2 separate regions of the Homo sapiens genome follow, and region 2 is linked to region 1. The links are chromatin contacts, found by Hi-C or POLR2A ChIA-PET in ENCODE. All regions are on one chromosome and are shown on one strand. The core of a region is the stretch at or near the end of the contact, and the rest is flanking DNA. Distances in the headings are between cores, read along the strand shown. Region 1 overlaps LINC01418 (long intergenic non-protein coding RNA 1418). Region 2 holds the start of LINC01418 (long intergenic non-protein coding RNA 1418).

What was found. Hi-C counts contacts between places; a loop is a spot of excess contacts on that map. ChIA-PET counts read pairs that join two places held with the same protein, here RNA polymerase II (POLR2A).
Region 2: a loop to region 1 is called in a map of endothelial cell of hepatic sinusoid, with 8 times the contacts of the local background. The contact joins the promoter of LINC01418 here to the enhancer-like site in region 1. A Hi-C loop is called at or near these places in 1 of 168 maps with a recorded cell type or tissue (endothelial cell of hepatic sinusoid). POLR2A ChIA-PET finds 5 or more read pairs at or near these places in 2 of 52 experiments (HEK293 and activated T-cell).

The regions. Positions count from the first base shown.
Region 1 is chr15:81,887,752-81,891,282 of GRCh38, reverse strand. The region is part of intron 5 of LINC01418 (long intergenic non-protein coding RNA 1418); the gene reads left to right. Among named protein-coding and RNA genes, the nearest start is that of LINC01418, 78 kb to the left of the region's middle. Within about 2 kb of position 1,987, at least 4 of the 41 ENCODE cell types and tissues checked have a DNase peak (open chromatin) inside an H3K27ac peak, as active enhancers do.
Region 2 is chr15:81,965,188-81,968,718 of GRCh38, reverse strand. LINC01418 (long intergenic non-protein coding RNA 1418) reads left to right here and starts at 1,525. Exons shown (of 6, transcript XR_001751640.2): 1 at 1,525-1,651.

The sequences.
Region 1 (3,531 bases), core at 738-3,237:
AGACCCCATCAGGTTGCTGGATGCCTTAGCTTGGAACTCTTTTTACTTTAGGATGAAAACATTTGGACCTTAAAATGTAGAAATGATAATTCTGTGCTATTGAGATTATGTCTGGAAATGTAATGTAGAGAATTAAGAAAATATTCAGACAGCTTGGTTTTACTTTTCTTTCAATCTTATGGATAAGTTTTATTAGCTGCATAGTTACCACTATTTTCTGTTCTTCTTGCTATGTAGAAAGGAATGTGAACCTAATGTCCAAACACAAATCTTTCATAAAAGAAAGAAGTCAAATTTGGGCTATTTCTTCCCTTTTCTGATGGCTGATAGGAGATGCTAGCATTGTTGTAAAATGTAAGGAGAATCTTCTTGGAAAATATTTTTGTGATATGTGTTGAATTTTAAAGATATTCATAACTTTTGATCCTGTAAGTCCTCATCTGTTAATCTATTTTAAGGGTATAATAATTAAAGCTGATTAATTTTGCACACAAACATGCATTTTATAGCATTGTTTACATGGATATTAGTGAAATCTTAGATATTTAGCAATGATGAAATGGCTAAAAGTACAACATGATGATGCAATGAAAACAATGTTAACAAGAGGGTGTAAAATCACAGGTATACTTTTAATGGAACAAGAGATGACAAGCAAAGAATAAAAATTGAATGCATCTGTTTATAAAGATGTAAAAAGTATAATATACTACCAAGTGGTGTGAATTCAGGTGATATGCTACGTGCTGTGTAAGTATCTTATTAAATATTCACAGCAACCCTGAGGCGAGTTACATGATTCCCATTTTATAGATGAGGAAACTGAAGCTTAGAGCTTAGGCCATTTGTTCACGATCAGAGAACTGGGAAGTGACAGAGCTGGGATTTGAATCCCACCCTCTCTGATTCTAAAGCGTTGATTAAGTTGATGGGGCAGGGAGGGTTGGAGGCATCATGAGGATTCTGTGTGTCCACTCAGTGAAGTTGCTCCACTGCCCTTGGGTACCCCTTTAGTGATTGAAGGCTGGAGTTATGTAATCTCTCCAGGGCCCCACAGCTAAAAGGGCATGGAACAGGACAGAGCCCTGGCAGCCCAGCTGGGAGAAGTGTGCTGAGCCCCGGATGGCTTCCCCTACGATGGCTGTACAGGTAAGAGGGGAAATATCTGAGTACAGCGGGGATGCAGGGTCTTCCTAGTGCAGCCACATAGCCTTGGAAGAACCAGGTTGAAGAAGACAGGGAAGCAGGGCCTTGGGAATGGACAGGAACCTACCTGTGGGACTAGCACATGGGAAAGGTGATGCACGTAGAAGGGCAAATACAAATTAAATATTGGGCTTTTTTCTCCCTGTGGAAATTAAGAGTCCCCTCCATACCACTCTCTTTCTCTTTCAGAATTTTATTCTCCCTCCTTTTCAAATATATGCAAGTTTTTTTAATGGGTAAATAAACCTATGACCAATCTCAACTCAGGAATGTTTCCTGGGAGCTGTCTCTTTGAAATGTAATTCTCAAGGGACATATGGCCCACACTTTCAGTTTCCTGGTAGGACAAGGGCCTAACTTGTCACCTGACTCCAAATTGCAAAACCTAACTAATGTGATGGGCTGAAGCCACTCAGCTGTACAAGGGAGTAAGATTCTGTCTTTGTAGTGGACTGCCTGTGATGCACATCGCATTCTGGTTTAACGCTTATTCAGTCATAAAATTGTTTACTTTGTCTTCCAAAAAAATAAACCTTTGGTTACACAGTTTCCTATGAATTATTTTAAAACATTATGAAAATTAATAACTGAGAAATCTAAGTGGGTGTGAGTGAACTCCTCTATCTTTACTGAAATGCCATCGAATTTGCAAGGCTGGCAGAAAGACTCAGGGATTGTTAGGCACTCCTGGCACAATCCTGGAGTCCCAAATCCTCCCAATGGGGAGAATGTTTCCTCTGGCGTTTCTCCAAAGAGCAACAGCATTCTTTTCCCAAGACGAGATCTGGTGACTGACTCCATGACCGCAAGCAGGAACAAACTGCCATTCTTTGGAAGGCTCTTGGCCTTCAAGGATCACTTGGGAAAGGAGCGGTTCCAGCTTTAACACTTTAACCAGTCCTCCTTCGTTCCTTTCTTCTTTTTTTAACATCTGCGTGTGGATGCAATAAAAGTGTGCTAGGTCGCTGGGCACTTGGAGGAGAGGAAGAGCATGAGTGATATAATTGGGCTGTTATTGCCTGCCTCTCCAGCACACATTAGCTGGATAAAACATCTAGTCAATAAAACACAACAAAACAATAAAACTAAGCCCTTTGGTGCTCTCTTATTGGGTGTTATGCAACCCAGAAACCTGTGGCCATAAAAAGGAGAATGAGGGAAACTTTACACTTGCAAGAACAAGACGCTTAGGCACTAGGTTGAAAATAGCTGTAGCTGAGCTCAAGTTGTATTCATTGGGCACCTGGAAGCAGTTAGTTTTGAAAGCTGTGCAGGCTTCAGCTGCTTCAACGTTCATGGGCCCTCCATGAGATCTTGTTAGGAACATGTATAGAAATGTGCTTTTCATTAGAGAAGTCATTGATCCTATCCATGAAGATACATTTCTTTCAAATGATAAATTTATTAACCATGAGCAGAAAGATTATTTGTGGCCCTTCTTTTGGGGGGAAAAACCCCAGAGTTTGAAACTGCCATAGAATGCCTATGTCTGTAGGCTGTGATTCAAGAAAGTGCTCTCTTTTGACCAGTGGAAAATTGCAAACCAAAGCTCAGTGCTTTCCTAGTCTGGTTAAGGCCAAAAGAAAATGGGAAGTTTTTATTGTTGATGACTTGTTAGGACTTGTTGTAAAGTAGGCCAGTGCAATTTGTCTATTTTAGGTTTTAGAAACATTTGTTCTTCCCACAAGAGGTATTTTAAATACTGTCAGGATTCAGATTGCAACCCTAAACAATTCATTAAAATATTTTTTTGGCCTAATTTTAAAACAAAGGTTGTTGTTGATGATGATAGCAGGGATCCCACACGGAGCCTCAGCTGGGCCCATCCCTGGGGTTCAGACCTGCCTCGGTGTGCCTGGGGAACTGTGGGGTGGACCTGCCAGGAGATGATGTGTTTGAGGGAGTGAGGAGTCCCCCACCCCTAGGATATAATTCACCCTAATGGAAGAGAATCAGATTTAAAGAAAGAGAACAACCTTGGCCAAGTAACAAAAACTGAGTCATCAGTGAGGAAGAGCCATTCTGAGTCAAGCTTGCTGTATTTTTACTTGGATTTGTCTGCCAGCCCAGTCTCAACTGGATTCATGTCTGAGTGCTATGGTGGAAAGTAGAGAGCCATCTATATTGAAAGTGATGGCTCAGTAAACAGTCTGCAAGACATTGGGGCCTTGAGCAGATATGAGCATGCAGAGGATATTGAGGGAGAGAGGGCCCTTCTTCATACGTTCTGGATGTGTTCCAGGGATAGTCAGTAGAGAGGGCTGTCATAGGAGAGGAAGAATAAAATTGCAGATGACACGTGGTAACATATTGGATTTTTTGGTA
Region 2 (3,531 bases), core at 276-2,775, 78 kb before region 1:
TCCTCATTTTAAAAGTTGGGCTAATTGTCCTTTTATTGTTTAGTTGTAAGAGTTCTTTATATATTCTTGATAGAAGTCCTTTAGCAGATATTTACAAATGTTTGCAAATATTTTCTCCCATTCTGTGGGTTACCTTTTCACTTTTGTGGTGATGCCTTATGAAGCACAAAATTTTTTAACTTTGTTCAAGTCAGTTTAACTTTTTTTGTCTCTTATGCTTTTCGTATTATATCTAATAAGTAATTCCCTAATCCAAGATCAGAAAGATTTCCTCCTACGTTTTCCTCTAAAAGCTTTGTAGTTTTGGCCCTTACATTTACATCTTTGATCCACTTAGAGTTAATTTTTTTTTGTAAAGTAGAGATCCATCTTTATTTATTTTTATGTGGATAGTCAGTTGTACTGGCACCATTTGTCAAAAAGACTATTCTTTTCTTACTGAAATGTGTTAGCACCCTTGTTAAAAATCAGTTGATCATGAAGTAGGGGATTATATCTGGACTCTCAATTTAATTTCACTGTTTTATATTTCTGTCTTTAAGCCAGTACCATACTGTCTTGATTACTGTGGCCCTGTGGTAAGTATCAACATCAGGAACTATGAGTCCTCTAACATTGTTCATCTTTTTTCTAAGACTGTTTTTGGCAATTGTGGGTTTTTCACATGTCCAGATGAATTTTAGGGTTGGCTTTTCAATTTCAGCGAGAAAGGCAGCTGGGATTTTGATAGTTATTTTTCAAAAACTGCTATGTGGTGCTTCATTGCTTGGATCATTTTCTTTTAGTAAACGTATTTCATCAAATCATTTGCTGCTATACAGATAGACTTCAACTTTGTTCTGTCACTATATTTTATGTTAATTCTGTTTTTAGTGCTTAATTTTTTTTTTTTTTTTTTTTTTTTGAGACGGAGTCTGGCCCTGTCGCCCAGGCTGGAGTGCAATGGTGCGATCTTGGCTCACTGCAAGCTCCACCTCCTGGATTCAAGCGATTCTCCTGCCTCAGCCTCCTGAGTAGCTAGGACTACAGGTACCTGCCACCATGCCCAGCTAATTTTTGTATTTTTAGTAGAGACGGGGTTTCACCATTTGGGCCAGGATGGTTTTGATCTCTTGACCTCGTGATCCGCCCACCTCGGCCTCCCAAAGTGCTGGGATTCCAGGCGTGAGCCACCTTGCCTGGCCAAAATTTTTTTTCCATGTAATCTCTGTGGGTGAAATTTTTGTTGTACTGTTCTCCTTCTGTGTTTGTATTTTTCCTCAATATTGAAATCAGTGTATTTCCTCTGCTTTCCATTTAGTTTTTGGATTACTTATATATATTTTTAACATGCACTTTTATAGCCTTACATCTACTTATAACTTTATTACCACTATTTCTTAATTTTCTAGCTTATAAATATGAGAAAATTACTATATTATGTAACTCCCTGTCTTTTTTATGTCTCTCAATCTTATTGTTTAATCATTTTTTATGTTGTCAGGAGAGTGTATACCATTTATTTTATTTTATCTTATTTTTTTAAGAGAGGAGGTTCTTAGTCTGTTGCCCAGGATGGAATGCAGTAGTGTGATTACACCTAACTTCAGCCTGAAACTCCTGGGGTCAAGTTATCCCCCGACCTCATCATCCCAAGTAATGGGGACTACAGGTATGCACAACCACACCTGGCTAGTTAAAAAAAATTTTTTTTCTTTTTGAGATAGGGGTCTTGCTATATTGCCTAGGCTGATCTTGAACCTCTGGTCTCAAGTGATCTTCCTGCCTCGGCTTCCAGAGCAGCTGGAATTACAGGAGCGAGCCACTGTGCTGGACTCCCACTCCCATTTACATTTGTTTATGTAGTCTTTATCTCTATGTTTACTTTAGTTGTAGCCAAACAGTTAAGTGGATTAAATGTTCAGTGTCTGTTATTTCAGTGTAGTTTCTCCGTTTATCATTGATTAAGTGAGTTTTCTCTTGTTGTAGTTTCTTCAGAAAAGTCTCATGGGAAATATATTTATCTATAGGTTTTATATGTGAATGACAGTTTGGCTGAGTTTAAAACTCTTGAGTCATATTTTATTCCTCAAAAATCTTTGTAGGCATTTTTCTAGTGGGGCACTTCTTAGGTTGAAGCAGACAAATCTGAAATCACTTGATTTTTTTTTTTTTTTTGAGATGGAGTCTTGCTCTGTCGCCCAGGCTGGAGTGCAGTGGTGCGATCTCAGTTCACTGCAATCTCCGCCTCCTGGGTTCAAGCACTGCTCCTGCCTCAGCCTCCCAAGTAGCTGGGATTACAGGCAACTGCCACCACACCCAGCTAATTTTTGTATCTGTTTTATTTATTTATTTATTTATTTTCAGATGGAGTCTCGCTCTGTCGCCCAGGTTGGAGTGCAGTAGCATGATCTCGGCTCACTGCAAGCTCCGCCTCCTGGGTTCACGCCATTCTCCTGGCTCAGTCTCCGGAGTAGCTGGGACTACAGGCGCCCACCACCATGCTTGGCTAATTTTTTGTATTTTTAGTACAGATGGGGCTTCACTGTGTTAGCCAGGGTGGTCTTGATCTCCTGACCTCATGATCCACCTGCCTCGGCCTCCCAAAGTGCTGGGATTACAGGTGTGAGCCACCGCAATATAACCCTTTTTAATAATGATTTATCCGTTTTACTTCTTTCCTGAGTTCTACCAGTTAATATATCATTTCCTTATAATGTCATAGCTTTTCTAGCTCTTTGTTTTTGCCTTGTGCTCTTGTTTGTTAGTTGTAATTGTTTCCAGTTTTAAAAATTCATGGCAGTATGTTGATTATAATTTTCATCTGCTTTCATGTTTTCTAATGAGAGTTCTTTGTCATTTATTCTTCCAGATTCTTTACCCATTTTTTTTTCTTATGACACTTTTGTGTAATCTTTTCTTACAAAAAATTCCTACTCAGTTTCAAATATGAAAAGTTTCTCCTGGACTAGCTGTTTTTAGGAAGTTTCAGTGGGGGATATTAGGACTGTGTGTGTGTGTTTTTTTTTTTTTTTTGAGACAGAGTGTTGCTCTGTCGCCCAGGCTGGAGTGCAGTGGCACAATCTTGGCTCACTGCAAGCTCTTCCTCCTGGGTTCACACCATTCTCCCGCCTCAGACTCCCGAGTAGCTGGGACTATAGGCGTTTGCCACCACGCCCACCTAATTTTTTGTGTTTTTAGTAGTCACAGGGTTTCACCATGTTAGCCAGTATGGTCTCGATCTCCTGAACTCGTGATCTGCCCACCTCAGCCTCCCAAAGTGCTGGGATTACAGGCGTGACCCACCGCCCCCAGTCCAGGACTGTCTTTCAGGCCAGCAGGAATTGTCCCTGGTTTCTCATTACTCAGGGTTTTGTACACGTGGGTGAATTGTTTTAGGATTCAAACTACTACCTATTCAACATGTGTCCAGAGTTGGTTCCTTCTGGTGGGTTCATGGTCTCACTGACTTCAAGAATGAAGCCGCGGACCTTCGCAGTGAGTGTTACAGCTCTTAAAGGTGGCACACACCAAAAGAGTGAGCAGCAACAA